Regions from separate parts of the Mus musculus genome. Here all the other regions are linked to region 3. A link is a loop called in an ENCODE intact Hi-C map of the cell type or tissue named here. Cell type or tissue: heart. All regions are shown on one strand. Region 1 overlaps Gm5086 (predicted gene 5086). Region 2 has its middle 23 kb from the start of Utp15. Region 3 has its middle 5.7 kb from the start of Enc1. Region 4 has its middle 28 kb from the start of Gm5086. Region 5 overlaps Rps18-ps4 (ribosomal protein S18, pseudogene 4). Region 6 has its middle 34 kb from the start of Gm41031.

Region 1 (5,000 bases), 340 kb before region 3:
AAGGAGCTTAGGTGATTTATGAATCAACTTACCGCTGTAGAGGGCTTGGCTTACCTTTTAGAAAAGAAAGACGACTCAGCCCCTAGCAAAACAGCACTGGCCCCTCTCCCCCTAGAACAAAGAGCTTGCTTCTTCTAAGCTGCAGAAATGAATAATACAGCTATACTTGCATATTCTATTACATTAGATTCTCCAAAATTTACATATAAACTACCTAGGTCGTTATCTGGAAAACAATGAGAATCTTTAAAAGTATTGCTAATACTATGCTGTGCGTCATCTTTTCTCACGCACCTGAGTCTGTTCCCAGGTTACAGGAACCTACCTTCTTTCATCCAATTGCAAAATGGTGGAAATTGAAATAATATGTGGCCTGGAAGGGAAAAACGAGCCCTAATGGGTCAGTGTGGGGTGTGAAGGGCAAGGCTATGGAGAAGGGAAGAAGAGCAGCATTGCCTTCCTCGTCCTGACATTCCCTGGCTGTTCCTATGCCAATGGCCTCTGGTCTCCTTCCCCCCACCTGGCAGGCTCCTCCTCCCCAGCTGCCTGTCTGAGTCCCTCCCTGTGCAGCTGAGGTCCACAAAACAGCCACAGAGGCACAAAAACGAGGAAAAGCCTTCCTGGCAGACCCCAGGGAGGGCTGGCCCAGCAGACATTTGTTGGTCACCATGTTGACCACCATCTGTCAAAGCTGATGACACAGACAAGGGCAAATAAGCCAACAAATGGCCTAGTTTGTATTTAGCCAGGGTCAAGGCCATTAAGAGGTATGTCAGAAGACTCAGCTGTAGGCTCTCAATAAGCAGCCCGACATGCCACAACTGTAAATTGGGAGACCTGTGCGAAACTGGCAGAAAGATCCGAGCAATGTTTCTTCTTTTCTTGGAGAAATCGAGTGAGTCTCAGGTGGGGCAGAGATCTTTCTGACAACTAAAGAGGTCTTTTAAAAGTGTGGGTTTGAAAAGATGTGTGTTGTTTGTTGTGGTATGGCCACTTCCTATCCTAAGTTTTGGGACAGGGTCTCTCAGTGGCCCAGAGTTCACCAAGGAGGCTAAGTTGTCCAGCCATCGGGCCCCAGGGACTGCTCTGTCTCTACCTCCTTGGTGCTGGAATTACAGGTCCAGAGCGGAACACTCAACTTTTCAAAGGTCGGTTTGATGAACCAGCCTGTCCCCACTGTGGGCTTAAAAGTCATTTTATAGTAAAGACAAACTAGGCCCAACCCTGCTTAGGATTAGACTTCTATTTCTCAAGGACTGGCCTATGCCTCACCTGTAACCTTAACTACAAATGATTCTACACCGCCTGTTCCAGGAGCAGCAATTGTTTCAGGAAGTTGTTATGAGCGTGGTATGCTTGCTTTCTGCTTCTGTGACTCTGATTGCTTGCCTGCCAAAAATCTCCTTCGGAAACCCCCTACTCCTGGGCTATAAAAGCCTTATCTTTCACATCACATCATGGAGGCTGTTCTTTGAAACCCATTTTAGGGAAGATGGTCCGTGGACAGTCTGTGAACAATTAAAAACAACAACAACAACAACAAACTTGGTCATTTGGGTTGATGCTCTTATCTGGTAAGCATATGAGGTTCTGAGGATGGAAATTAAATCTTCAATATTCCAAGATAAGTAATTTACCAACTGAGCCATCTCCCTAGCCTGTGTGTGTGTGAGGTGTGTGTGTGTGTGTGTGTGTGTCTGTGTGTCTGTGTGTGTCTGTGTGGTGTGTGTCTGTGTGTATCTGTGTGTCTATGTGGTGTGTGTGTGTGGTATGTGTGTGTCTATGTGTCTGTGTGTGGTGTGTCTGTGTGTGTGTGTGGTGTGTCTGTGTGTGTCTGTGTGTGGTGTGTCTGTGTGTGTCTGTGTGGTGTGTGTCTGTGTGTATCTGTGTGTCTATGTGGTGTGTGTGTGTGTGTGTGGTATGTGTGTGTCTATGTGTCTGTGTGTGGTGTGTGTGTGTGTGTGTGTGTGGTGTGTCTGTGTGTGTCTGTGTGTGTGGTATATCTCTGTGTCTGTGTGTCTGTGTGCCTCTGTGTGTGGGATGTGTGTGTGTGTGTGTGTGTGTGTGTGTGTGTGTGTGTGGGGTGTGTGTGTGGTGTGTGTGTGTGTGTGTATAAGATGTGTGTGTGTGTGGTGTGTGTGTGTGGGTGTGTGTGTGTGTGGTGTGTGTGTGTGTGTGTGTATGAGGTGTGTGTGAGGTGTGTGTGTGTGTGTTATTAAGGTGAAACCATCAGGAGCCTTGCTCTCACAGGGCTCTTGCTTTACCATCAGACACTGTGCTGCTCAGTGAGGAACTCATCTCTATGCCTCCTTCTCAGAAAGTATCCACCAGGTTTCCAAACACATTGCTCTCCTATTTAAAAACAAAAACAAAAAACCAAGCAAGTGGCACAAGGGTGCTCTTATTAACCTTCTAATTGCCCTGAGCTCAGCAACTCTCTAACATTATTCACCATGTTTACAGGATCAAGGTGGCTTGCTATTACAGTGTGAGCAGGGAGATCTTTTTTTCCATATGTACTGAGGTCACGTTATACATTTTCTTGTTTGCTAATTATGTCACATATTCTTTTACAAACCTGTTCAGCATCTCAGAAACACATCCTTATTTGTTTTGTAATTACAATTACTCTTGTCTGTTACTTACACAGAAAGGTCAAGGATGGGCCATGGCTGCACCAGGTGCTGAGAATGGCCCAGAAAAACATCCTGGCCAAATACTGCAGGCATTAATAGGGGTACTCCTTCTGTCTGGCATGGGAGAGGTGACATTTTGGTGGGATATAACTTTGGGTTCACATAGTTCTTTCATTTACAGGAAGGAAATCCCTTGTTGGCTGACACACTGAGGGCTTCCTGCTGGAGCAGGCAGCCTCCTGTACTCAGCCCCTCCTCCCACCAGGACGGGCCATGGAGTTCTAGAAAGACACATTGTTAAGACCCACCCTGCTAAGCTTGGAACTACAGCTCTGTAGTACTTCCTGTTCCCCAGGGCCTCCTAACTGTCTTCTGCACCTTGTGGGCCATTGTGTTTCCACAGAAGAACAAGGTTGGCCAAGGGTGACAGAGGATGTACATGGCTAGCAGTACAGGGCACATCAGATGAACAGTCTTCATTCTCATCTCTTGCTTCCTTTGTTCTCTTCTAATTACAAAAAAAATGGCCTATTTCTACAATATGGGACAGATATGAAGAGAAAGGGAGAGGCCCACTGTCCCTGGAAGAGGCACTTTGAAAGTTGCTGGATTGCACTACTTTTTTTCAAAGTACAAAAATGTGAAAGGATAAAATCTAAATTTATACAAAAATGAGGAATTTTTCTTTCAGTCCTTCTTCTAAGTAAATTTTAAAAGCAAACAAACAAACAAACAAAGTCAGGTGTAATGGCTCATACCTTTAATCCTAGCACTTGGGAGGCAGAGGCAGGTAAATCTCTGAATTCGAGGTCAACCTCGTCTACAAACATAGAACAACATAGAACAACCAGACTCATACAGCGAGAGCCTGTTTGGGGGCAAAAACCAAGAATTGAAAAACAGTGATGTCAACTGTATAGCATCCCATTGTCATTACCTTATAACGAGGAGCATGACAGCAGCATACAGAACTGAGACTGCCAAGTCTTACCTAGCAAGGAATATGACAAAGCCTCACCTGTAGCATGTATCACTGGGGTGTGTGGATCCAAGATGCTCTGTCTCCCTACCTCAGTGCTAGTTTTGAGACCTCCCAGAACATCGTATGTTCATCTTAATTTTCATCCACACTTCTTCCTTGGCCCTTTATACTGTCTTCCTCCATCTAAACACTCACCTGAGAGTTCAGTTCCAGATAAGATTCTTCCTCCCCCAAACACCCAAGACTGAGGCTAGCCCCCTTCCATGCTCTGTCCCAACTAAGGGCTGCACTGGAGGGACATTCAAGGTGGACAGCTGTTCTCACACTCGGAGATGTAATGGCCATGCTTATCTCCACGTTCAGCACTTGCCAAGCTTCAGTGTCCACACAAGTTACCTGGGACCACGTTAAGATATAGATCCATTTACCGAAATCTTAGTTGGATCTACATGACTTCAGGCCAGGCTGCTCTACTGGTCCCTGATCTCCATGTAGAATCGTTGGATTCTAGGGGCCTTCTGTGGAAATAAGCCCATGTTTATGCTACTGGGTTCTGTCCAAAGACCAGATGGATACCACTCTCTCTTCCTCATCCAACCTCTCTCCTGTATCCCTCCTCTTTTTCTCTTTCAAGTAAACTCACACAGTTAGATCCTGGAGGCTACCCAAACTTTGGCCCATCAGGTCCAGAAGTTTCTATATAGTTCCTGCATCACCCCTACAGATGTCCTGTTCCTATAGCCCTGCCTTCCCTGGCAGGACTGATCATTTCTTCCCACTCTGGCTAAGCAGTCTAGTCATCTCTTTGTCCAGTTCCGGCTCATCATTAGAGCCCCTCATCTTTATAAGTGTCACCATTCCAGAAGTTGACACTCTTAATACAAGACTGCTGTCCCTCTATTGGGATTCAGTGACCAGTTCGTGGGAAAAATATTCTCCCAGCTAGGAAAATACCCTTCCAAGCAATATCACCCACACAAATCTTGTCTATGTTTCTGATTCTCTCTTCTGTGAGACAGATTCTTAGAATTCCAACTAACTAGAAGAAAAGCTCTGAAAGCATTGGGCTCACAATTAGAATCACCTCCCATCCCTCTTTAATGGAGCCACACTCACTAATGCTAGGCTCTTGTGGCAGATTTTGATGGACTTAGGAATATAAAGATACTTCCTGTTCACCCACAGTTCCCAAGCAAGCTCTCCCATGAAGGTTAAAATCCACCCCCACTCTACTTTGTGATCACAGATGAGAAAATACAAAGGCTTCTAACACCTGCTGTAGGAAATAAGCCATTACTAGGATATAGAAAGTTTCTAACTCTGGGATTTTCCTCTACTTACAGACCTCTCACTGAGGGGCTGGAGAGATGGCTCAGCAGTTA
Region 2 (5,000 bases), 1.0 Mb before region 3:
CAGATTTTCCTAACTAGGTCAACTGATTGAAATGCGAATGTTTCAGAGAACCCTGCAGACACACCTGTGCTAGTGCTGTACCAGTTATCTGGGTTTCCTTTAGAGCAGTCAGGTTGACATCTCATCTTAAACACAACAGAGCAAGTACCTGTTTCCTATGTATCGAACTGTCAATGGAGCTGGAAAGCTGGTGCACACAAGGATTGATTTAATATAGGGAACTAGGGCTTTCTGACAGCATCAAGGAGTTGGAATGGAGCCACTGCTCAAGAGCACAGCCCCAGAAAGCAGAAGGCCGTGACTTTCACCATCTGCAAGCTAGAGACTAGACCTTGGTTGGCTTAGTCACTGTCACCTCTCAGTTCCCATCTCCTGTCTGTGGACAATAACAAGCAGAAAGCTGGCTTTTCCTTACCCCTGCCTTCCTAGTCAGGTGTCAGCACGCGGTATTAATGTTCTCATAACAAATTACCTAACAAAGGCAAGGGGTCTATTTTAGTCAGTGGTGTAAGGGAACAATCCATCAGGGCAAGGGAGACACAATGGAGAGAGTGTCTCTAGTCATGATAGCAGGAGTGTGAGGAAGATGCTCACACAGGTCCACAGTCAGAAATCACAGAGATGCATGCTGGGGCTCAAATGCCCCGCCCCCTTTGCAATTTAGTCCTGGACTCCAGCCCACGGGATGGTGCAACCACATTCAGGGTGGCTCTTCTCTCCTCTGTTAAACCTCATTAAACAGAGACACGTCTAGAGGCCTCTCTCCCAGGTGATTCCAAGTCCGTACCTGTGATTAACCATCACATCCATCTCATCTAGGAGGCCAGTTTTCATCCGGGACATTATTTGCAAAGGTTTCTGGGAAATGTGGTTTTAAATACGAAGCTCTGCAATTCTGGAGACATTCTAGCATCCAGACAGAGGGTTCAGAAGCCAATAAGTACAATATTCTTCCCCCTGTAGTTGGCACATCTTTAAACACAGTTGTATGTGTTTAGCTCGCTTCTAAACAGATGGGGGCATGCAGCACACAGTTGTGCATTCCAGTTGTGCATTCCAGCTGTGCATTCCAGTTTTCCATTTAGGCTGCACTGAGACTGGGGATACCTCCGTGCCTGTGGCTCTACCCCATTCTTTCCTAGGCTGTGTCCCACATCACTGTACAGCGGTACCACAATCACTGCAACCAGTCCCCTGCAGATGGGCATTCTGACGCCTTTCAGAATTCTACATCTACAATCAATTATAACCTGGATTTCGGGTTTTTGTATGTACAAGCAATTGTACACCTAGCAGTGCTTTCTATAGCTTTGGTACATTTGAAGAGTGAGTATTATCACCATGGATCCTGGAGAACGAGTCTTTTCTCTCACTGCAGGGTCTGTGCCTGGTTACCCCTTGTCCCTGAAGCTCCTTCATCCAAGGAAATATCAGTTTTCCTGAAACACACACACACACTGTTTAATATTTCACAGAGCACTGGGTATCTAGATAGAGCAGGTAATACTGGTATCTAGTTCTGCACACAATGACACTTGGGTGACAGTTTAGGTGATGTGTCCAAAGTCATACACTTAGTTAGTGGCAAATTTGGATTTGAGCTCAAGTCTCCAGTTTAAAAGGTGCACGTTTCCGAGCAGAGCAGTGCACAAAATAATGTTTTGTGTTGTATAAATACAGAGAATGGTCTTGTTCACTTTTGTATTCTTAACTTTTTGCCTAATACATCTCTGGTGCTTACTGACCATGGACTGAGTAAATGGTCACTTGGTGCTGCCTTGCAGAGAAACATTGTATTTAGAGTTTATAATGTAACACGGAGATAGCTTTCATTTCTCGATGAGATCCAACTCAAATAGAAAACCTTTCTGGAAGTTGTTAATCAGGAGACATTGAAATGGTGCCGCAACTCACTATTGGTCCACAAGAGGGCGGTGTTAGAAAAGCGTGAGAAACCGGCCTCTGCGCCTTCTCTGAAGTTCTCAGAAGGAACGCAAACAAGCCTTTTGCTTATTGCTATGCTAACCAAGTAGATTTAAAGAATAGATGTAGTTATTAGTAGATTATAACCAGAAATAGGGAAACAAATCTAACCAAGGCTCTATTTTAAAAGATGAAGCTTCTCAACCACGTGGAATAATGGGAAGAGCATGCGCTGGCTAACCTTGGGAAAGCACAGGCTTGGCTTGCACATCTGCCAGATGGGGCAAACATGGCGTCCCCTGAAGGCTTGCTGGGAGAAAGGCTATGGTGACACAGAAAACACTATGGTGACACAGAAAACGCCACTGTTTTTTCTTTTGGTTTTCTTTTCTTTTTGGTTTATTTGAGTTTCTTCTTAGCTTATCTAATTACTAACATTGGTTCATTTAGGTAAGAATTATGTTCAAGTTTTCTTTTATATATATTATATACTACACACACATATATATATTATATTGGTGTGGGTGTGTATGTGTGTGCGCGTGCATGCACTGTATGTATACTGAGTCATCACAGGTGCTAGGTAAGGACTCTAACACTGAGTTTATTTACCCAGCTCTTAAGGATATTTTCTGAGTAAATGAGGTATACAAAGTGGTAAAATAGGTGTATAACTGACTTGAGATCAACTGAAGTAAGAAGAGAGTACCTGGTATGGTTTGCAGTCTATACAAATGAGAAGAAAGCAAGAGGGTGGTTCCCCCTAGCTCACTGGTGCTACACTAGGAAATTTGATGGCATTTGTCTCTGTTACTTTTCTCAACACTCCTACCTGAGTGAAGGAGTGTACGAGAGTCAGGAAGAACTTATTTTGGCTCGTGATTTCAGAGCGTACACTCTGCCATGGCAGGGAAGGCATAGGGGTCACAGACAGATCTGCCCATGATGGCTGCGGAGTGTGCAGGAGTCGTCACGTCATGACCAGCCAGGACACAGAGACCGTGAGCCTGGAATCGGAGGCAGAGCCTTCAAGACCCACCCAGTGAGCCACTTCCACCAGCTAGGACCCCTACACCAAAAGTTCCATAACCTCATTCTTGGCTTACAGACTCCTCCCAGAGAACTAGCAGCAGTTATGTCATCACATGCCACCGTTGCTACCTGTGCCGCTGCCGGGTGCAGGTGGCCTGGCAGTGTACAAGAGGACGTTTCGCTATCCCAGCCCCTCTCCCCTCCCCTCACCTCTCCTCTCCCCTCCTCTCTCTTCCCTCTTTCTTCTCTCCCCCTCCTTCTCACTCTCACTCTTTTTTTCTCTCTCTGTTCCCCACGAGAGCCGGCCTCTCTCTCTTTCTATCCTTTATTCCTGCTTTCTCTGTCCTCGTGGCTCTGTCTGCATCTACCCCTTTTCCCTCCCTTCCCCGACATAAACCTCTCATACCAGGCATGGTTTTTCAGGGGACAGCTTTGCACAGGCCTGCTAGGTACCTGCCGCCTTACCCTTACCTTGCAGCCATCACCACATTATATTTCATGATACTTATAAAGCCGGGTCAGGAGCTGAGGACCAGGTGTCAAAATACATGAGCCTCTGAGGGATGGCCCGGATTCAAACCATAACAATGTTGTCATCTTCAAACATTTATTAATTCAGATTTTCCCTATTCAAATGAATCGTATTAGCTTGGTGTATATGATCGTTTTATTGTCCAAAAGGTTAAGAGCATAAGCTATGCTAATTTAATGAGTTTGGCAAATTCCTATAAATATTGCTGTAAGGCATTGTCTTTTCTACACAATGTTTCGGATTATCACACAAAGCAATGGGTTGTATCATGGTGTCTTCATGCACATGCTGATATCCTTTGTTCCCCTCCCTGCCTCTGTTTCCCCAGTTAGTCCCTGCTTCTTCTATTTGCTTATATTCTGTTTTTTTTTTTTAATAAAATTCCAATTGTTCAATTTTACTACTGAAGACTTGGGAGCCAGATGCTGGGGTGAAAGCCTGCTAGCTCAGGGAGGCAGAGAAAGCACCCAGCTGACCTTCCTCCTCGGCTGATGTCCCAGAAGGAATGCCCTCTCTCACACACACACGCATGCACACACACATGCATGCACACACACAGGCATACACACAGACACATGTGCACACACACATGCATGCAAACACACAAGTGCTACAGCATGTGTGTGGAGGTCAGAGGACAACTTGTGGGAGTTGGTTCACTCCTTCTACCATGTGAATTCTTAGGATTAAGCAACTACTTTAACAAGGCCACATCTACTCTAACAGAGCCACACCATCTAATAGTGCCACTCCCTGGACCAAGTATATAGGAACCACGACAGTTAGCAAATGCATTTAATAAAGTTTTTTCCACATCTTTAATGGCTTGCTACCCCTTTTTAGTTTTTATTGCTCACTAATGTTTTATTGTATGAATGTGCCACTGCTAATGTGCGTAGGTTATCTTGCTTCCTGGCAATCGTGCCTGTCTTAGATCTGAGTATTGTGCTAATGAATTATTTAACCCTTTCAAGACTCATGCCATTTGGACAGATCTAGAACTTAAAGGAGAAAATGTCCATCATTCGTTCCTAAAGTCAGCCAAATAAAGACAAGCATGGCAAACATGTTTGTTCCCAGGTTGCACTTTTTTTTCCCATGCATTTGCAAACCCTGTTGGTGTGTGTATTCCAGATCTCCACCTTTCTGGCTCTGAATTGGCCTTACGCCTTGGGTCTCTCACTTCCGGTATGTCCACTTGGCTGAGGTCAGGAGGAGGCATGCAATTTGACTTATTCCATAGAATCAAGGCAGAAGTGACACCATGCAACTTATAAGCAGATGCCTTATATCAAGTTCTTGGAGCTGGAGAGGTGGCTCAGAGGTTAAGAGTACTTGTTCTTCCAGATGATCCAGGTTTGATTCTTAGCACCCGCATGGTGGTTCCCAGCCATTTGTAACTCCAGTTCCATGACATCTAAGCCCCTTTTGGCCTTCTCTAGTTCATGGTACACAGACATATATGTGGGCAAGCCACCCAAACCTCCCAAAAAGTGCTAAACCAAGTTATTTC
Region 3 (5,000 bases):
AGAACCAGGCCCAGTAGAGTCAACATGGCAGAGGGCCAAATGCCCACCCAAGGTGTGATGACTAATCTTTATTGTTAACTCGGCTGGATTTAGAACCACCTAGGAGGGCTGGTGAGATGGCTCAGTGGGTAAGAGCACCCGACTGCTCTTCTGAAGGCCCGGAGTTCAAATCCCAGCAACCACATGGTGGCTCACAACCATCTGTAATGGGATCTGATGCCCTCTTTTGGTACCATCTGTATGTAATAGGATCTCTTCTGGTGTGTCTGAAGACAGCTACAATATACATAGAAATAAACAAATAAAAATTTAAAAGGTTTTCAAAAAAAATCACCTAGGAGAGATATACCTTAAGGCATGTGTCAGAGAGGGCATCTACAGAGAGTTTCCATTGAGGAGGAAGACCCTGACCCTGAATGGAGACAGAGCCATCCCACGGGCTTGTGGTTTCAGACTAAATGCATTGGGGGTGGGGGGAGCTGACCACTGGCATTCACCTCTCTCTGCTCACTGAAGATGGCAGTGTGACCAGCCATCGCACACTCCTAACCCTGCCTCCTTGCAGTGGACTATATTTCTTTAAATTATGAGCCCAAATAAATCTTTTTTTTTCTCCCTATCTTGCTTCTTTTCCAATACTTGGTAACACCACCATCGACAAGAGAAACACCTAGAATCTGTACTTTTCTTTTTATCAGCTTGAACCTCTGCTAGGAAGTGGACATTCAGCCGGGATGCCATCTCCTGGTCACACGTGTGGAAGGGAAAGGAGAAAAAAGGAACTTCCAAGGACTGGGACCCTTACGGAAGCCCCTCCTTCTACACCTTCAGCTACCGAAGGAACACCGGCAGGCCTTGAATGTGTTCTCTTATCCCATGGGGACCAGATTATTTTTGGTCTTTTAGTACTAGACATTGAAGTTAGGACCCAGAGCATGCTAAAGTCACACTCTACCCCAAGCTGCGCTCAAAGCTCTTGGAGCATTGGCTTCAGGCTTTCTTGTCAGGAAGGACAGCGACACCTGCTATATGTTCAAACCCACAAGGTCTTCCAGTCTTTTGTCTTTTATTGATGCTGTCTTCCTGTTTTACACTGGAGCCATTGGCCTATTACTGATGATGAAGAAATAATTCTTTTCTGTTACTTTAAAAAAAGAAGCTGATACAAAAAGGATTATTTTTAAAAAACATTCTTTAAAATGAAGCAGCTAGGGAGCTGGAGAGATGGCTCCGTGGCTAAGAGCACTGACTGTTCTTCCAGAGGTTCTGAGTTCAAATCCCAGCAACCACATGGTGGCTCACAACCATCCATAATGAGATCTAATGCCCTCTTCTGGTGTGTCTGAAACAACTACAGTGTAGTTATTTTTAATAAATAAATCTTACAATTTATTGTGAGAAATCTAGCTTTAAAAAAAAATAAATGAAGTGGCTATCCATGTTTAAAAGAAAGCAGCCTAGCCAAAACAGAGCAAAAAACGAGGTACAGGAGCCCCTATTCCCTCCTTCCCTGAGGCTCTTGTAGGGTGGGTATGATATGAGTTCCCTGGCACCTATCAGAATCACACCAGGCGGCCGTAGGGTGTGACCTTACACAGCCTAGGGGAATCTTGAACCATTTCCCCTCCTGTTTTTCATAATCTTTTCAGTGCCCCAAGGCTCCTGGACTAAACTCCTAATTTATTCTAAGTAATTACATTCAAGAATCGACCGTTGTTCCAAGCAATGAAAAATGAAGGTTTTGTTTGGCCTGGATGTTGTGCTTCCAGGGCGGGATGCCAAGTGTCTGAGCAGGTCTCAGCATGAAGAAGGGACCAGAAGAAGGGACCTTTGTGGTCCAAGAACTTGCACTTCTAAATGAATATTTAAATAATTTTATAGCAGGCTGCGAGCACAGACTTTACTCAATGGTACAGCTCAGCCTCAGACAGGAGGTTGTAGTTACTGTAAATCAAATGAAAAGGTAGAGGTGTTGATGAGTGTGTTCTGTTCTCATGAAGTTAAAAGCACAGCCTAAGCAATGATACGAACTCATAGATGTATATATGCGTGTGTATACGTGTATATGTGTTCATATACGTGTGTAACATAAACAGCACCAGCCTCCGTCCAATCATCATAAGATTATTTTCAATATAAAATTAGCTTTACAAAAGTGGACATTTCAAATAGTTAGGCTAGCTTTTCACAGCCACAGCTGTGTGAGAAGTTTTCTTAACAAAGTCTTGTGTTCACTGTGATGGAGAAGACAGCCCAGGCTCCCCCCAAACACCATCAATTCCTTTTACGTTTTTTTCCGGGACACTTCAGATGCTGAAGGAAATGAAGAAAGATCAACATGCATTCTGATTTTTAAATAGTGCTTTTCTAGGTAGAACTTTAATAGATTTCATCTAAATGTATTTTCTTTGACAAGTTTGTCTTTTTTAAATCCCACGTATCAATTTCCACAGTTTAATAAAATTCAATTTGTCACATCCCAAATTTTTAGGTAAAATTTACTACCAACAAAAAACCCTCCTCCTCATACCCACTAGTCATCTAAGACATGCTACAGTCACCCCAACAAAGCCGGGTAAGTGGGTGTGCCTGGGAGCCCAGGAGGGATTAAATAAAGCAAGTGTGCCCTCTGCTGGCTGCAGTGAGGATCAAGTACCAAAGGGTCTGTCAATATTCAAAACCATCCTACAGAAAGGAGAAAAGAGAACGAGCATGCGCGAACGAACACGCTCTACAAATTCTTATGGGTTACTCTGGCCCCCGGGTGTTCAGTGTTTAGATGAGCAAAGGAAACTGTAAGCCGGAATCCTGCCGGTCTGCAGAATGGCCGAGAACATGGCCATCCAGTGACCTTCAGACAAGAGAGCAACGGACAAAACCGGGTCATTTAGCCAGATCCCAGCCAGCCAATCTCCTGCTACTTCTCCTTCAGCGCTAAGTTTACTGTCCTGAGGCCCGGGGACAGGAATCTGTTTGTCTACAGAGGTAGATCTGGGATTAATAACAATGTTGAACCTCTCTCGCTTTTATATCGTGTACAAGCACCGCATTTACCTATCCCCAAAAGGACTAAAATCTCGTGGGGGTGATCCAGAGCTGATGTGGTATTCGCCACACCAGAGTTGAGTTCTTTGTTGTTGTTGTTGTTGTTTGTTTGTTTGTTTTTTCAAGACAGGGTTTCTCTGTGTAGCCCTGTCTGTCCTGGAATTCACTCTGTAGACCAGGCTGGCCTTGAACTCAGAAATCTGCCTGTCTCCGCCTCCCAAGTGCTGGGATTGAAGGCATGTGCCACCACTGCCCTACTCAGAGTTTAGTTCTTAACCACTGACCTGCACTGCCTCCTCTATCTTTCTGTCACTCACGGTGCCTGCTTTCCTGCCCCCTGGAGTGCTAGGTTAGCATCCCATTTCCTTCTATTTTTCTGTCTCTGTCTCTCTATCTCTGTGTGTGTCTCTGTCTCTCTGTCTCTGTCTCTCTCTCTCTCTCTCACACACACACACACACACACACACACACACACACACACACACTGGATTTATAGGAAGAGAAGACATGACATGTTTGATTTACTTTGCCCTATGTTGACAGATCTGATAACAGTGTGACAGACGAGAAGCTGGAATCAATTGACTAAAATTATACTTTTTTTTTTTTAAATCCACTTTACCCTTTCTCCACAGTTAGTTACCAGATCATGTTTTCATTCTGGCACACTGTACCCAGTAGAGATTGGTACCAACTCACAAGCAAAGGCCCGTCTTCATCAAATTGCTCTTTCAAACTTAGTTTAGACAGTTTCTCAGCTGCGGACTGAGGCACCGTTTCCCCTGCTATGATCAAGCCCCAAGTAGTAAGAGAAACATCTTCCCACTTCGATGTCTGCAACCCAAAGGCCCAGGGGAGCTCATGTGTCCTCTTGGAAGAATCTTGAGAGAAAATACAATAGAAAACAAAGGAAGATTTTAACTTCTTGGCTGAACCCAGCAATTGTGACATTATGTTTTAAATCCAACGTACACAGACTATGCAAATGTTTGAAAGCCTTATATTGGACAATGGCTTACAGATGTGAAGGACTTGTCAGTGGGTAGGCACAGGTCCCCAGAGCACAATGCGTTCCACTCCTTGAAGATGCAGGTTGTCTAGAAGCCAACCCACTAGAGGAGTTGTTCCCACACTATCCTTTTAGAGGATCCAGTCCCTATTGGAGCTTCCTTCAAAAAGCAAATGATGTCTACCTGAGCAATGAATCCACAGATAGTCTCTCAGGCTGGAGAATTAGTTATGAGGGGCAGGGCAACACCGGTACAAAAGCAGAAACATAGAACACAGGACCTGTCTGTCAGCCACTGCACTTAAAGTGCTGGAGAGGGAGAAGGGGGTCAAGAGACAGCTGCCTTGCCTCTTGTCTCTCTGAACTGTCAGGTGTGTATATGTAAACATTAAGAATGGAGAGGTGACTAGATAGTTAAGAGCACTTGGTGCTCTTACAGAGGACCAAGATTTGGTTCCCAACACCCGCCAGAAAACTTAAAACCAACTATAACCCCAGTTCAGGGAGATCTGGCGCCCTCTCCTGGATTCTTTGGATAATGTAAAAACTAGGTACACTTCCATACATGCAGGCAAATATTCTTGCCCATAAAATAAAGAATGGAAATGTTCAGCTGGGTGTGGTGGCACATGCCTTTACACCAAGCACTCATGAGTCAGAGGCAGGCAGATCTCTGTAAGTTCAAGGCCAGCCTGGTCTACAGAGTGAGTTCTAGGACAGTCAGGACTACACAGAAAAACCCTGTCTCAAAAAACCCAGACCGGGCTGGTGAGATGGCTCAGTGGGTAAGAGCACCCGACTGCTCTTCCGAAGGTCTGGAGTTCAAATCCCAGCAACCACATGGTGGCTCACAACCATCTGTAACAAGATCTGACGCTCTCTTCTGGAGTGTCTGAAGACAGCTACAGTGTACTTACATATAATAAATAAATTTATCTTTAAAAAA
Region 4 (5,000 bases), 350 kb before region 3:
TTCAAGGGACAGAAGCACCTGGCTCTAGATAGATGAGCTTTAACAAAAGCCTGACAAAGGGCTAAGGGCCTCAGAAAGGCCAGGGAGAGTGTTGGAGGTGGTAGTGTAAGACTCTGGGGAGCCTTAGCTTACTGGGGACCCCCTGAGTGAACCACATGGAGATGGGATCGATGCAAAAAGCAAGAGGAATTTATTGTTCCAGTGCACTGGGGTCGTCCCCGGAAGGAGAGGCGGCACCCCCCAGCACCTGTTCTGCGAGTTTTTATGTGATTTCCAGGGGCAGAATAGAGCATCAGCAACTAGGCACAATATGATTGGTGGAACAATGTGCCCTTTAAACTGATTGGTCTTTAGGGAATGAGGTGACTTCCCTTGTCTGAAGGTGGGCAACAGTCTTCCTGTGGAATGTGTCCCCACCCGAGGTCGAGATCAGTTCCGTCCTGTGATCTGAGAAATGTTAATTAGCCTCTCCCTTACAGAGGGGCAAGTGTTTCATGACCTTCCCAAAGTTCCTAAGCTGACCTTTTCAGTAGATGAACTTGTAAAGGGCCACTAGGTTCCACAGGAGACCATGAAAAGGTACGGAGCCAACTATATCAGCCTGAATGCACAGGGCAATGAAGAATCCAGGCTCTGATAAACCCTCTTTCCTGCTTCTCTTAATAGCTACTAACACTAAAGAGGCGGTTATTTAACTTCTCTCTTCCTTAGGTTTCCTATATAAATCTGATTGAGTCCATTCTCTGGTGCTATCAGAGGATGCCTGTGGTATATAAAGAAAAGGTTTCTTTTGGCTCTCAGGTCTGAGATATTCCAGATTAGGTAGCCCTATTAAAGAAGGGCCTCGGGTACTCCAACTCCTGGTAGAGAGAAAGGGGGAAACACCGGCATGTATGAAAGAGGCCAAGCCCAGGAAGCCCAGCGAGTAGCATAGCCTTTATTAATAGCAACTCACTCTCCCAATAGCTAACCCAGTCCATCCAGGAAGGCAATAAGGATTCTACCACACACACACACACACACACACACACACACACACACACACACAGCCACAATCAGGCCCAGCCCTCGGCACTGTGCATTTGAAGGAGGCGAACCATATTTATAGGAGAGGGTCACACAGACCCCAACCACAGAAATGAGGGTCCAAGAAGTGTTGGGCTTTGTTATTGTGGGTGCATCTAGAGAAGCACAGAACACGGGAGAGGGACACACAAATGACAAAGGAGTGTGGGAAGGCAGTACTTCTCTGTATCAGCGACTTCTCTGTGTCACTGTGACCAGAATAGCTGACAGAAACAATATAAGGGAGGGGATGTTGTATTCTGGCTCATAATTTCAGTCTATAATATTGGGAAAGGCATGCTAGGATAACTCAGTCCATGGAGGAAGAAGTATGCTTGGTAGATGTTCCCACGATGGCTAACCAGGAAGCAAAGAGGGGGACCAATATCAGGACAAGGCTACATCTCCAAAGTGCGGGGGAGGGGGGGTCTGAGGGCTGGCAGGATGGCACAGCAGGCAAAAGCACTTGCTGCAGCCACCTGGGTATGATCTTACATGCACGAAAGAGCGTGGGGGGGGGTGCAGAGAGAGAGTTTTAAAAAATAAAGAAGGTAGACCCTAAACAACCTAGCTCTGCCCAATCTGAAGGCATCTCACAAATAGCCCCCATTCTGTGAAGGGTCCACAGTCTCGCAAGGCAGTAGCATATTCTCACAATATGTGCAGAACATGGATTCTAGAGGATATTTGAGATTCAAACCACAGCATTCCTGACTGTACTGCATGATAGGTCAAAAGAAGGGCTTTTTTTTTTTTGAGAATTTGAGGGACTCTGTAGCAAATCCACAAGTTTGCATTTAGGGGAGGTGAGGTTGGCCTCAACCTGCTGAATGACAATGTCTTTCACAGCCGCCCCTGGTGCTTCTCAAGTGGTGTTAATCAATGGGCTGACTCAGAAACCCCTCTGACTTAATGGAAATCTCCCCCTATTAAGCCTACCATAATAACTGTGAATTGCTTCTTCCTGTGGGGGTGGGGGAGTGGGGGTAGGGGGTTTAGGGGGATGCTCTTCCTAAGGAGAGAGGCCAGCTCAGTCTCCTGCCTGCTCTGAGCTCAGCTGCATTCCAGTCAGGACCTGACGCTACCTCTCCTGATCCACAGTTCAGAGTGAGGGCTTGTTTGTATTGTTTTGATTTGATTTTGTATTTTTTTGTTTTTGTTTTTGTTTTCTTTCTAAGCCTACTAATTTGATAAGTACTGAATTTCTTTTGGTAACTGCAGCTAGTTGCACACCTTCAGGAAGAAAAGTGCTCCTAGCCCACTCATAGTCAGAGATCTCACTCTGTTCTTCCTCTCCCTCCCTCTCTCCCTCCCTCCCTTTTCCCTCCCTCCCTCCCTCCCTTCCTCCCCAACCATCTGATTCATCTGACTCTTTAAAGTTTCTGACACAGTGTCTTGATGCCTTGTTTGAATTTTATAGAAACAAAACCCAGCACAACAAAGAGTTTGATTGAGGAACATGGGTGACAGTCTCCCAGGATAGAGCTGGCATCAGGAAGGTGTCCTGTCCCTATCATCCCTACCCCCTGCCTTACTGATTGGTAAACATGTGTCCTGGTTTGCTTTCTGTTGCTGTGATAAAGCATGACCAAGAGCAACTTGGGGAAGAGATCATGGCAGCCTAGAGATGATACAGTCTCTTATCAAAGGGGAAGCCAAGGCAGGAACTGGAGGCAGGAACTGAAGCAGAGACCTTGGAGGGGCACTGCTTACTAGACTGCATCCAGGATCAAGTTCTACTACCTTTCTTCTAACTCTTTTTTTTAATTCATTTATTTTTGCATGAGTAGACAAATTGTGCCTGGTCTACATATATAGACCACATGTGTGTGGTACCCACGGAGGCCAGAAGAGGGCATCAGCTCCCCCTGTGACTGAAGCTACAGACAGTGTGAGCTACCAACCTGGGTGTTGGGAGCTGAACTCCCTCCACCTCCTCACTCTTCCATCCTCTGTCTCCTGCAGAAACAAGGGCTTTTAACTGCTGCCTCCTCTCCATCTCCAAGTTCTGTTACCTTTCCTATAGAGCCCATGTTCACTTACCTAAGGATGGTACCTTGCACAGTGGGCTGAACCCTCCAACATCAATTAGAAATGTTGCAAGGAAGAAACACTCCACAGGTAGATCAGATGGAGACAATTCCTCATCTCAGGTTCTCTTCTCTTTCCAGGTGTGTCAAGTTGACGACCCAGATTATCCATCACACTCTGTATATAAGATCGTGGTGTAGGGAATAGGGAAGTTGGATGCTGAGTGGAGATCAGCTTAGAAACTGTTTGGAAAGTTTCTCAGTGATGAGGGCCTCTCTATTGTTGCCTTGGTCATGTATGGGAAAGTCACAGTGAACATCTCAGCCAATTAAATGCCGACGATGAGAAAACATGCGTCATAGATATACTAATGATGTCCTTTCCATGAAGAAATGTGAATGTCTGTGTCATGATAGACTGGGAGAGGAAAAGGAGACTGACGCAGAGACAAGGTTCATTGGTCATATAGACCTGAGGCAGGAACTGGAATGAATTCATTGTAGGAGTCTATTTAGAACGCCTTGTCTGATTCTATACAGACATAAAGAATGTTAAAGGTAAATTTTGTTTTAGAAATGTGTGCATGCATATGTGGGATGTAGGGTATAGAGTATGTTCAGAAAGGAGGAAAAACTGTTGGGTCATTAGAAAGTGCTTATCTCCAGCAAGCAGGCGTGAGGATTGCTCTGTAATTTCTTTCTGATTTTCCATATGTCTAGGCCTGACAGGAGAGATTCCATCTTGGGATGATCAACTTCCACAGTTCTGAGATGGTCAAGAGAAGCACCCACCCTGCCAGTGGAAGTAGCGGCACTAGCCAGAGGCCACCTGAGCTGCCGCTGCTCCATCTGGCAGAGAGCCATTTTAATACTGTCTACTGCCTACCTGGGTAAAACTGTTTGCATGGCCACGGTGGCCATGGAAACAGTGTCTCAGCTTCTGCAGTCTCGGTTCTTCTCTGACCTTTTTACTCCGTGTCTGTGATACCTAGAGCTCACAGGCGACATGACACAGGTCTCTACTTTATGTTTCTCTTGGCCAGACTCCCTTGTCATTCTCATGATGGCTTTACCACGTTGTTGTTGGGTATGGATCTTCCCAAGACAACTGTCTGGGACCTGCAAGATTGTATCTGAGGTAGTCAGTATCCAGAAAGCACAGTGGCAGCAGGTTCCATGACAACTCCTCACAGAGCCAATGGATGTAATCTTCTCATGGTCCCTTCCATAGCCACTACACTATCCTGTCCCTGAGTCTGTTTGAGTCGTGATTATTTCTGAAGCCTGATTCCTGAGATATGATAAACCATGCTTCACATAGCCTCAGATCTTTTCTAGAGTAGAAAAATAGTCAAGGAAAGAAGGCACCCCTGAGGTTCAGCTAGGTTTGTTCTCTTAAGAACAGAATAGTTGAAACTGGGTGTGGTGCTGCATGCCTTTAATCCCAGCACTTGGGAGGCAGAGGATACCCCTGTATTTTTGTTTGAGGTCAGCCTGGTCTACACAGTGAGTTCTAGAACATCCAGGGCTACACAGAGAAACACTGTCTCCAAAAGCAAGGAAGAGAGGAGAAGAGGAAGAGGAAGATGAGGGGGAGGAGAAGGCAGAGGAGGAGGAGGAGGAAGAGAAAAAGGAGGAGGAGGAGGAGAAGAGAAGAGAAGAAGGAGAAGGAGAAAGAAGGAGGAGAAGGGGAAGGGGAGGAAGAAGAAGAAGAAGAAGAAGAAGAAGAAGAAGAAGAAGAAGAAGAAGAAGAAGAAGAAGAAGAAGAAGAAGAAGAAGAAGAAGAAGAAGAAGAAGAAGTAGTAGTAGTATCTGACAGGATCTGGCAGTACAGCTTTGTGATTCTAGAAACCCAGAGCATTGAGTAGGAGAAGTACAAGCTGAAGACTTGCCTGGGCAACTTAC
Region 5 (5,000 bases), 520 kb before region 3:
ATGAGTCTCTGGGCCTTTGCTCTTAATAAATAGTTTATATACCTATGGAAAAAAAAAAGAAATAAACCAATCAGATTCGAGAATGACATAACTCCTGCAAAGCCCTCACCCCTTTAGGAAGGTCATGAGGACCCTAGAGCACTGGCCTCTGAAGATCTATTGGAGAGAAACTGGGAGCATTTCTGCAGCAAGACATTTGAGAAGAAGGAAGAAGCTCATGTCCCTGGGGACGGCAGAAACCATACATAGAAGTGAGAGGCAGAGGCTTCCCGCAAAGCCCCCCCTCCCCCTCCACTCAGCTCACACACCTCAACCCACTCTGACAATGTAGGTCATCCTTTTTTTTCTGGAAGGATATTACGAAGGCATGGTATCTGGCCCACTGGCTATGTAGATGTCCAATCTGGAATGTCTGATGTCAATCCCTACCTCCTTTTTGGTAACTGTCCCTCAGCTTTTAAAATAATCTCCTTGTTGCTCCTTTGAATTAATGGTGGAGGGGCGCAGGGCTCTGTTACACACCCACGAAATCAGGGTTCTCCCTCCCCAGTATCTTGTGGGTCGAGGAGAGAGTCTTGACCGGTGAACAGGAGAAATTATCCAACCAACTCCTATTAGTACCTATAGAGAGCTGTTCACTGATGTGGACAATTCTCACAAGGATATAGACATCTTCTGCGCCCCCCACCCCCCAGACAGGGTTTCTCTGTGTAGCCCCGGCTGTCCTAGAACTCACTCTGTAGACCAGACTGGCCTCCAACTCAAAAATCCATCTGCCTCTGCCTCCCAAGTACTGGGACTAAAGGCGTGCGCCACCACTGCCTGGCTGGATATAGACATCTTTGACACCTTGTTTTCAGCCATTTTTTTTAACCCCAAGAGAACAGAATTCTTTTAGAATGAACAAATAAACAAATAGGCAAAACCAGGTCAGATCAATCAACAGGATTGTTTTGAGTACCCATTTCACGTCCTCAACACTGGAAACTGGTTTGTAGCAAGTGGTCTGAATAGATTGAGGAAGTTAACTATACTAAGAAATTGACTTGGATATCACAGATGAGAGAGGTGTGGCTCTTCTCTGTGCCCTGAAGTACTCTGTCCTGGGGATTTATGTGGCTGGCTCTGCCTACTGCCCTCTCTGAAGCAGCCCTGTGTACAGCCTGGGGAAGGTGAACGCTGCATAACTAAGCTGGCTTATTTTTGTTGTTTCCACAGGAACCGCCCTATGTGGGGAATGTTTGTTCAGAGACAATGCTGTGCTTGTCTTCATTCCATCCAATTGTCCACAAGAGTGATTGGATTTTATGTTCTAAAACTAATGCCACAAAGCATGCTTGAAGTCTATTGGCTTCAGACAGGATATGCTTTTCCAAAATCCCCATACTTGCGTTCTCTGTCCTTGTTTTCTTACTAAGCTGATCAACACCGTCCCCCTTATTTACAGTTTTCTAAAACTTAAAAGCTAGAAGGTGTTCACAAACCCTGGGCTGCTAGACTCGGGCTTCAGCGATTCTTGGTGGCAATAGAGCCTTGATTCCATTACTGCGTGATCGTTCCTGAAGTGAAGGTTCCAGAATGGCAGGGTTGAGGAGTCAGATGGCTCTGTGGCCATTTTGTTATTGGTACAATGGCCTGTAAAGACGCTGCTCCCTTACCAGGGCTGAGGGGAAGATCAAGTAGAAGATGCATTGAAACCTATTAGGACTCATACCCTGCTTAATAAACACAACAACGTGTTATTTAAGAATCAGGATGCATCAGGGTGGGGAAGAAATGTTCTAGCCAGTAAGCACAAGGGAAGTACAAGTTTTCTAGGTATGCGAGCAAGAAAGAATGGTAGCTTTTGCCGGAGTTGGAGGACCTCGTCTGCGGAGAAAGAGATCGTCTTGTTGGATTCACTTTCTGCCCTTGCGAATGTTGCTGTTGTTGACTTTGCTCACTTGCAAAGCTGCACAGCACCCAACAGCTCATCTTCTGTGTTCATTTATTAACTCTCCAGCTACTCCTGGAAGGGAGTATTTGTTTTCTGGGAGAGTCACCTAGAGGTGAAAAACAAAAACCCCCAAAACAGCCAGGGCCTATGTGGGGCAGCAGGCAGCTCAGTTCTGCTTCTCCTATGAGCCACCAGAGTCTCAGGTCCCATTTGTACTGAAGACTTTGTATCCATTTGATGTGGTTTTGTTGCCGTTTTGGGTTTTTTGTTGTTGTGTATGTGTTTGTTTGTTTGTTTGAGACACAGGGTTTCTCTGTGCAGCCCTTGCTGTCCTGGAACTGGCTCCATAGACCAGGCTGGCTTTGAACTCAGAGATCCACCTTTGCCTCCTGAGTGCTGTGATTAAAGGCATGCACCATCACTGGCCCCGACTCAATTTAATCTTTAAATTGTGGGAGTTCCACATTAGCATAGTGAGAGCAGCAGAATTGGAGAGGAGAAACTGCAGCAATGGACACTTGGGATTTAGTCCCTTCCCTCTTCTCTACAGGACTGGCAGGACTCATTGTGTAACCTTGACAACGCTCATCTTCCACCCCTTCCCATGCACATGTTCCACAGTCTCGTGGGCTTGGAGAAGGGAGATGACTCCTGTGAATGACTCTGAAGACTCCACAGATTCTAGAGATTTCAACTTAACTCTCTTGCCATTAAATCGTATTAGGCAAGTGATGGCTGTATGTGTTTCAGACCCAGAGGCAGTATAAGGCCAAGTCAGCCTGTGTCTTGATAGCCTCAAGACCCTTAAAGATCCCACCCAGGGCCCACCTGACCTGGCTTTTTCTGATGCTGTGGGTGCTGCCACTTCCTGCTGGGAAGCTTCCGGGCAGCTGCTGTTCTTGGATCCCTGTTTCCATTTGTTGCCAAAAACAGTGAGCTCATGGCACGCTGCCGGGCCCTGCATTCCACTCTGAGATCTCTTTTTCTGTAAAGACATTGCTCCATTCTCCTCCAGGCTAATGTACAGCTGCCTTCAGGAGCATTGAACTGTAGGATAATCACTTAACTGTGCTCTAAAATTGTAGGGGCCCTGCCTTCCCTTCCTCAGCGGAGATAGGCACACAACAAGGCTTTGGTTGTCTCTTGGCTGCATGTGGTCTGTGGCCTTGTTTCTCATGAATATATCCCATAAGGGAAATTGCTCAAAGAGCCAATAATTCAGAAGTCTGTGTCCGTTGTCCCCAAAAGTTGTTTTCTCTATATTCTGTTTTCTAAAGGAGACGTGCTGGGTAATTTTGTATGCATTTTGGAAGCTGGGTGATTTTTCTCACAGTGTTCTGTAAGAGGACTGTGTCTTCCGATAGCTGGCACACCTCAAAGGCCAATCGCTTCGAATGTTAGACAAGGCAAGAATATCACACATTAATGGCAGAAGAGAGCAAGAATGATCACAAGTGTCAGAAGCATTCATAATCTTACAGGGTGAGCATTTTCCAGGACAACCTTACTATTATCAACACCATTTTGGAGATGAAAAATTCCCCGTGGTCACAAAGTCCCACAAAGCCAAACTGAAATTTTAATTAAGGTTCAAATTAGAAAGCCAAGAAGGTAGATAGAGACAGCAGGGTCTGATGTTTCCTAGGGAGACGCCCCCGAAGGCTTAGGAGACCACAGAATCTCATCTGTAGGCCTCCATTATTTTCACTCAGGACGTGCTACCAGTTACCACTGTGTTCTTTCCCTCACCTGGGGCCTCTACAATGCTGACCAAGCTCCCGTGTGAGAGACACTGAGGGTTCAGGAGCCCTGCCTAGTGCAGCAGAACACAGAAGCCAGCAAATGAAACCACTAAGCTTCTGTACAAAGTGCTCCTCCATCATCCAGGGTGGCGCAAAGCCAACTGCAGGAGAACCCTGCAGGCTGGAGTCAGGGCCCTCGAGAAGGGTTAACCATGTGCACGGCACCTGCTCTATCAGCTTCCACTGTTTTACTTTCAGACACTTCTATAAATCTTCACATTTTGTTTTAAATAACTTTTTATCGAAGTATTACATGTTATGGATATAAGTATTACATAGTCATTTATCAAGCACACATATCCCAAGTCCATATGTTTTTATTATATATAATTTTTATTGAGGCATATGAGCAGACGTAGACATGTCCACCCAAGGGCACGTGCCCTAAGCATACAACTTTGAAAGCTCATACTTCAGAGAAGCCATCAGTAACACCGAAAACCCATCTTTGTTCCCCAGCCACCAAGATGACTACTGCTCTGGGCTCTAGCACTATAGATCTATTGGTTGGTTTTGTCCTTTATAATCACAATTTAAGTAGATGATATATACATGCTTAACATCCGTTAGTCTACTCAGCATCAGAGCTGGGAGAGCTCCCCATCGTAGGACTGATCTTGACTTCTCTTTACTGTCAAGTGTTCATAGCTGGGCTCATTGGCTCAGACCTGTGGCTTAGCTACTAGGGAACAGGAGGAAAACAATTGCAAGTTCAAGGTCAGTCTGGACACCTTAGTGAGACTGTCTCAAAGGTCAAAGAAAGGGGCTGTGAATATAGCTCAGTGGTAGAGTGTTTGTTTAGGTTATTAGGTTGGAACTTTGTAAGGCTCTAGGTTCAACCCTGGTGTCCTGATGAGAAAAGATAAGTATTCCACTGAGTAGAAATAGCCACGTACTTGTCCATCCCTCAGATGATGTGCAGTGGAGCTTCCCTTTGGAGTCTATTAGATGTAAGAATATAAGCCTACACACATAAACACAGACCGATAGACACACAGACACAGGCACACGCACACGCACACACACACACACACACTGGTGGGAGGGAGAATGAAAGAGCATGTCTGCCTTCAATCCCTGCACTCAGGAAGCAGAAGCAAGCAGTTTGTGGGTACAGAGCCAGCCTGTACTACGTAGTACAACACTATCTTTAAAAAAAAAAACCAAAAAACCTCTGGCAAAGCCACACACATAGTTGTTGTATAACAGGGACTCAGCAATGGTCTCCTCGGCCTGGTTTCAGCTGAACCTAGAGGGATGGC
Region 6 (5,000 bases), 620 kb before region 3:
GTTGAGGTTCGATTGCTTCTGTGCACCCCAGCGGCACCTGCTGCGGCTGTCCCTCCACTGGGTCACCAGTGTTATAGCAAGAATGAAATAGGCAAACAGTAACCAGCATGCTGCTATAAATACTGTTGAGAGAAAAAACTTCAGATTTGAATCTCATCCTTGGCTGGCACTCCGTGAGCGATTCAGGTACAGGGCTGGGGGACCAGGCTTTGGATGGCCCCCCACATGTCTGGATGCTCTTGGTGCTGGGAACTCTGGTTATGAAACTTGAAGATATTTAAAGTTTTAGGGGTCACAGAGAAATGACCTTAGAATAAACATCCGCCTCTCAAGTGGAGTTAGCAATGACACCGGGGAGGCAATGGGGAGGAGCTGGGATGTTCTTTCCTACGTCTCTCGGAATCTCCTGCAAGAGGCCTCAGTAGTGTTTGCAGGCACAGGTTCTGCAGCAGGTTGTCATCAATGGCCTTAGATCATTCGATTGGTCCTCTGACACTTCAACTGTATCAAAACCCCTCAGACTGATGTGGTGTTGAGTAGTGCTTGTCACCTGGGCTCTTGCAGTGACCCAGTGAGTGGCACATCAATGATGGCATCCTTCTTGAGGTGATAAGGCTTAGATCTCTATGTATTCCACATACAATCAATATATTATGTAGAGAGTCCAAAGGCTGATTTCAGAAGAAACCTTTTAGCCTACCCAGAAATAAAGAGATTGCTTTAATCTCTGCAATGAAAAACACTCAACGAAAATGACTGCAATGTAAAGACAGACAGACAGACAGACAGACAGCATAAAACTGTAGGGAGCAGAGGAAGTCTGAGTGGAGCAAGTCCTGAGGGAATGTGCATTATTCACGGGCAAGGCCATGTCGAGGATGCTAAGGCCTCGGTTCCTCATACAGCAAAGGATGGCTTAGGTTCTGGCAATGGTTTTCAAAGAGGTTTATGTGTGAGCGAGTACTCCGTGAGTAAAAAGACTAGAAATACAACTACAACTTCCTCCTCCTCCTCCTCCTCCTCCTCCTCCTCCTCTTCCTCCTCCTCCTCCTCCCATGTGTTCACAGTCTGAGACTGCTGACTTACAAGAACGTCCCTCCAAGAGTAGCCACCCCCTCCCCACTGTACTGTCCAAAATAAGCAAGCTAAGGTTCAGGGGTGTGCCATTAGTAGGTGCCCTTCCATCAGAGTGTGTACACTGCAGCTGGCTCCAGCTTTTCTGTACATGTATCTGCGAGTCTTCCCTTTCTTTTTTTTTTTTTCTTTTTTCTTTTAAAAGGTTTATTTATTATTCTCTGTAAGCACACTGTAGCTGTCTTCAGGCACACCAGAAGAGGGCATCAGATCTCATTGCGGATGGTTGTGAGCCACCATGTGGTTGCTGGGATTTGAACTCAGGACCCGGGTCTTCCCTTTCTTCATTCCCGCAATGTCCCAGACAGATGTCCAGATCCACACCACTCGATCTGCAAATTTTTTGCAAGGTTCAGAAGAAAAGAGAAAGCTGGGTGTGGTGATGTACATCTCTAATTCCAGCCCTTGGGAGATATAGGCAGGAGGACCATGGGTCAAGGTCATTGTTGACTGCACAGTCAATTAGAGATCAGCCTGTACTACATGAGATTCTCTCATATGCCAATACCCTGAGACAAGGCTGAGGGAGCCCGGGCAGGCAGCGTGAGTGTGAGTCCTGTACCTGACTGGGCTCTAAAGTTTAGAGTCTTGAGTCAAGAGCTTATCAAGTAGGATGAAAGGTGGAAAGAATGGCCACTGGGTTCAGTTTGAATGGGTCCTGTGGAAAGCAGAGGAAACGCTGAGGAACAAAGTACTGAGTGAATGTGTGTAGTTACTACATTGACCAAGTCAAGGAACCCAGCGCCTCAGGCCTATGGGAGTGACAAAGCCTGCCCTGGGTGAGGCTCAAAGCCTTTCTACAGGGACCTAGTGAGAGCACTGATCGGCTATGTAGAATATTTCCACTGTAGCTTTGTCCCCCAGATGTCTCTGGCTTAAAGACTGCTCTCCTACAGAGGCCAATCCTACTGAGATGAGCTAAGCCTGCCTCCTGGCTCAGCTCTATGTAAAATCTGGGCTTTCCTATCTGTGTGTAACAGCCCCACAGGCTTGTTCAGCTGTATGCAATAAGCCACCCCCCTGTTCAACGATATATAGTAAACAGGCTGAGCTTCCGGGATGCTCAGGTTCCTCCATCAGAGAGCATACCAGCTCTTCTGCATATGTGTGTCTGTGGTTTCTCCTGTGTCTGTCCTTCCTTCATTCTCTCCCTGCCCCAGCCAGGCCAAGTCCCTAAAGCTGTGCAAACACTCGGCAGATTACATGAAATGCGCTGGCCCCGCCATAATGAGTAACTAGGGACCATGCTCTAGACTTCTAGTTAATCTTTCCAGTAGGCAATGTCCCACTTCACTGTGGACCTTCCACTGTCCCAGTGGTCTAGCCTTGGTTTTTTTTCTCAACTCCACACTCAGCAGACAGCTTTTTAATAAGGAGAAACTAGCTATAGGGTGAACATTTTGGCAATGGCTTTTATAAAGGTTGGGCCAAAACAACTCAGGAAGAAGTTACCTTGGCTTGCTGTGTCGGATGTTTAATGATCCCTCTATGACTACTTAATTGCTCTTTTTCTCTTCTGCTGAAATGTAAAACAATGATACTCCCTAAGCCACTTAATACTTATGCTAAAACATAGGAGGCAGAAAGAATGCAGGGATTGAAGGAGGGACTTGGAAGCCCCAAGACCATACTCCAGAGTCTGGAGGGCCGGGCCAGATGTGCAAAGGGCACCCTTCCCAGGACAGAGCAGCACACAGCAGCCCCCAGAGCAAATCAGTTCTGGTTGTCCTGACCTGCTTCGCCAACAGCAGCCAACAAGGAAGGCTTCCAAGTCTCGGCTCCTTCCTCTTTTATCCCCATGACTCCCATCCTGTCCAACCAATGTTCTACATTTCTGAAAAAAAAAAAAAAAAAAAAAAGGAAAGGCACATGAGACACATGTAACAAGAATTCACTTTGCAGTGGCTTCAACAACTCAGGATTTATCTTTCTTTCCATACATCAAATTTAAGAAGAGTCCTAAGAGAGAGTTTTTGGCCTGGAGGTGGTGGTGCACACCTTTAATCTCATCACTCAGGAGGCAGAAGAAGGCAGATTTCTGAGTTCGATGCCAACTTGGAATACAGAGCTAGCTCCAGGCCAGCCAAGGCTACACAGAAAAACCCTGGAGAGAGACACAAAGACACAAAGAGAAGTGGGGGGGGGAGGAGACATGGAAGAGAGAGAGAGAGAGAAAGAGAGAGAGAGAGAGAGAGAGAGAGAGAGAGAGAGAGAGAGAGAGTCTGAAATGCTTGCAATTCTTTTGTGATTTTTCCAGCATGCTTCCTATCTCGTGGTCACAAGGTCGCTGCTGCAGGTCTATGTATGAGGTCCTCCTTTCAGTCTCACAGAGATGAGAAGGGGATTAGGAGGTACCTGTTCATGTCTGCAGTCAACCTAGCAAAAACCTCATAAACCACCAGGCCTCCTCTTCTCTCCCACAGTTCAGCATCAGATCCATGGCCACCCTACCCTCAGGGGAGTCTGGGAAAAAGAGTGGTGGGATTCTCAGCCTCCAAAGCAAGAAGTAAGAATAGCCTAGGTTCAACCAGATGATAATGCCCATCATCAAAGGCGATGTCTAAGGAAAACGCACAGTCCCCTGCCATTTGTCCTAGGAGGCACAGTCCGGATCTTAGAAAGCTCTTGCTTAGTTTTGAGTATGATGAAGATCAGTCTATTGTTGATCTCCCTGAGGGCTTCTGCTTCCCCATTAAAAACTACACAGAGTATTCATCCCGTAGGCAGTGCCAGCTAAACGTTAGTCTAGAAGAGCTGGCCGCTGCAGTGCAACTCTGTTCTCCAGGCATTACACGTTCAGCTTGACCCAGAGCAAACTCTCACAAGATCAAACCTATTACAGTTCCCCACAGAAGGGGAAGGAGGATTCTCACTTGAGCTTCCTGTTCTTTCCAGCTCCACTCAGCTACATATATAGTCTTCTCTAGCTGTGCATAGTCTTAGGGGAGTGTCTAGAGTATACAGGAAGTGGTTGGAGGAGATGGGGCCTCCCGTGGTCAAGTGAGACTTTAGTGATAACAGACAGCTACCATTAAGTTACCCATTCTCCTAAATGTAGACTTTCACCTACACTCCTGAAAGTCATCCGAAGAAATCCATTGACTTACCAAGGCAGGCTTAGATTAAATAGTTTATTTGGTCACTGGTGTCTTATCTGTTACATATAAGTGTTTCCATACCTCTTGACCTAGAAAATTTCACACAACACCCTCTTACCCTTCCGCGATGACGGATAATGAAATCAGTCCTTGGCATGTACACACAGGTCTGCAAGGTGAAATAACCATTATCTTTTTATATGACCCCAAACAATGGGAACACAGCTTGCTAACCTATAAATAGACAAGCAGCCTGGAAGCCAAAGCCTTTTAGTGCAGAAAAAAACCACAGTAGGAAGCAAGAAGGATTCATTGTGAATCCCTGTGATGTGCAGAGTTGGAGAGGGAACTGGGTCTCAGGGTACACACAGTTGGATCCTGGGCTTAACCCTATGTTGGAGAATACCAGCTCTGGCCTCTTCAAGACCAGAGTGTCACCAGCTGGCTTCTCACACAGCCATCAGGAGCTTAGGCACACAGAGATGTTCCCCTGGTGCCACCCTCATCTCTCTGTGATAGACAGAGCTAAATCCTGATTCCTTGCTCAGCGAACATTCTCTTCTCATCTCAGCTGGTGAGAACTTTGTCTGCTATGTCTTGCAATCCAAGACTGCATCCAGAATGACAGTTCCAATGGGTACTCATCAGGGTCTGGGCTCATATGCTAATATAGTGCCTTCTCAAGAATGAGACTGGGAAGGATTTCAGATGCCCATGGTTCTGGATGAAGATTCTGAAGGCTAGGAAAGGAACCCTTCCATCCCAAAG

The links. A loop is a pair of places that touch in the nucleus more often than their neighbours do. Peaks named below come from ENCODE experiments on the same cell type or tissue, not always from the same donor. Only the 100,000 strongest peaks of a DNase experiment are listed, where the experiment ranks them.
Region 1: it touches region 3 in a loop (3-fold over the local background); 5 of 42 quality-filtered maps call a loop at or near these places.
Region 2: a loop joins it to region 3, with 2.6 times the contacts of the local background. A loop is called at or near these places in 10 of 42 quality-filtered maps.
Region 4: a loop joins it to region 3, with 3 times the contacts of the local background. A loop is called at or near these places in 14 of 42 quality-filtered maps.
Region 5: it touches region 3 in a loop (2.6-fold over the local background); 4 of 42 quality-filtered maps call a loop at or near these places.
Region 6: a loop joins it to region 3, with 2.4 times the contacts of the local background. A loop is called at or near these places in 5 of 42 quality-filtered maps.

Annotation. Positions count from the first base shown.
Region 1 is chr13:97,568,114-97,573,113 of GRCm38, reverse strand. All of the region lies in intron 2 of Gm5086 (predicted gene 5086), which reads right to left. Among named protein-coding and RNA genes, the nearest start is that of Gm5086, 11 kb to the right of the region's middle. In heart, a CTCF peak has its summit at 2,927; a DNase peak (open chromatin) is centred at 2,913.
Region 2 is chr13:98,237,372-98,242,371 of GRCm38, reverse strand. No RefSeq gene overlaps it. Among named protein-coding and RNA genes, the nearest start is that of Utp15, 23 kb to the left of the region's middle. In heart, a CTCF peak has its summit at 1,923 (motif pointing right); no DNase peak of the experiment used is centred here; H3K27me3 peaks cover 249 bases.
Region 3 is chr13:97,232,858-97,237,857 of GRCm38, reverse strand. No RefSeq gene overlaps it. Among named protein-coding and RNA genes, the nearest start is that of Enc1, 5.7 kb to the left of the region's middle. In heart, CTCF peaks have their summits at 2,634 (motif pointing left) and 4,572 (motif pointing left); a DNase peak (open chromatin) is centred at 2,637; H3K4me3 peaks cover 484 bases; H3K27ac peaks cover 405 bases.
Region 4 is chr13:97,585,210-97,590,209 of GRCm38, reverse strand. No RefSeq gene overlaps it. Among named protein-coding and RNA genes, the nearest start is that of Gm5086, 28 kb to the right of the region's middle. In heart, a CTCF peak has its summit at 2,928 (motif pointing right); no DNase peak of the experiment used is centred here.
Region 5 is chr13:97,755,134-97,760,133 of GRCm38, reverse strand. It overlaps Rps18-ps4 (ribosomal protein S18, pseudogene 4), which reads right to left. Exons shown (of 3, transcript NR_152263.1): 3 at 1-42. It also overlaps the pseudogene Rps18-ps6. Among named protein-coding and RNA genes, the nearest start is that of Rps18-ps4, 6.5 kb to the right of the region's middle. In heart, no CTCF peak of the experiment used is centred here; no DNase peak of the experiment used is centred here.
Region 6 is chr13:97,857,098-97,862,097 of GRCm38, reverse strand. No RefSeq gene overlaps it. Among named protein-coding and RNA genes, the nearest start is that of Gm41031, 34 kb to the right of the region's middle. In heart, no CTCF peak of the experiment used is centred here; a DNase peak (open chromatin) is centred at 2,797; H3K27ac peaks cover 467 bases.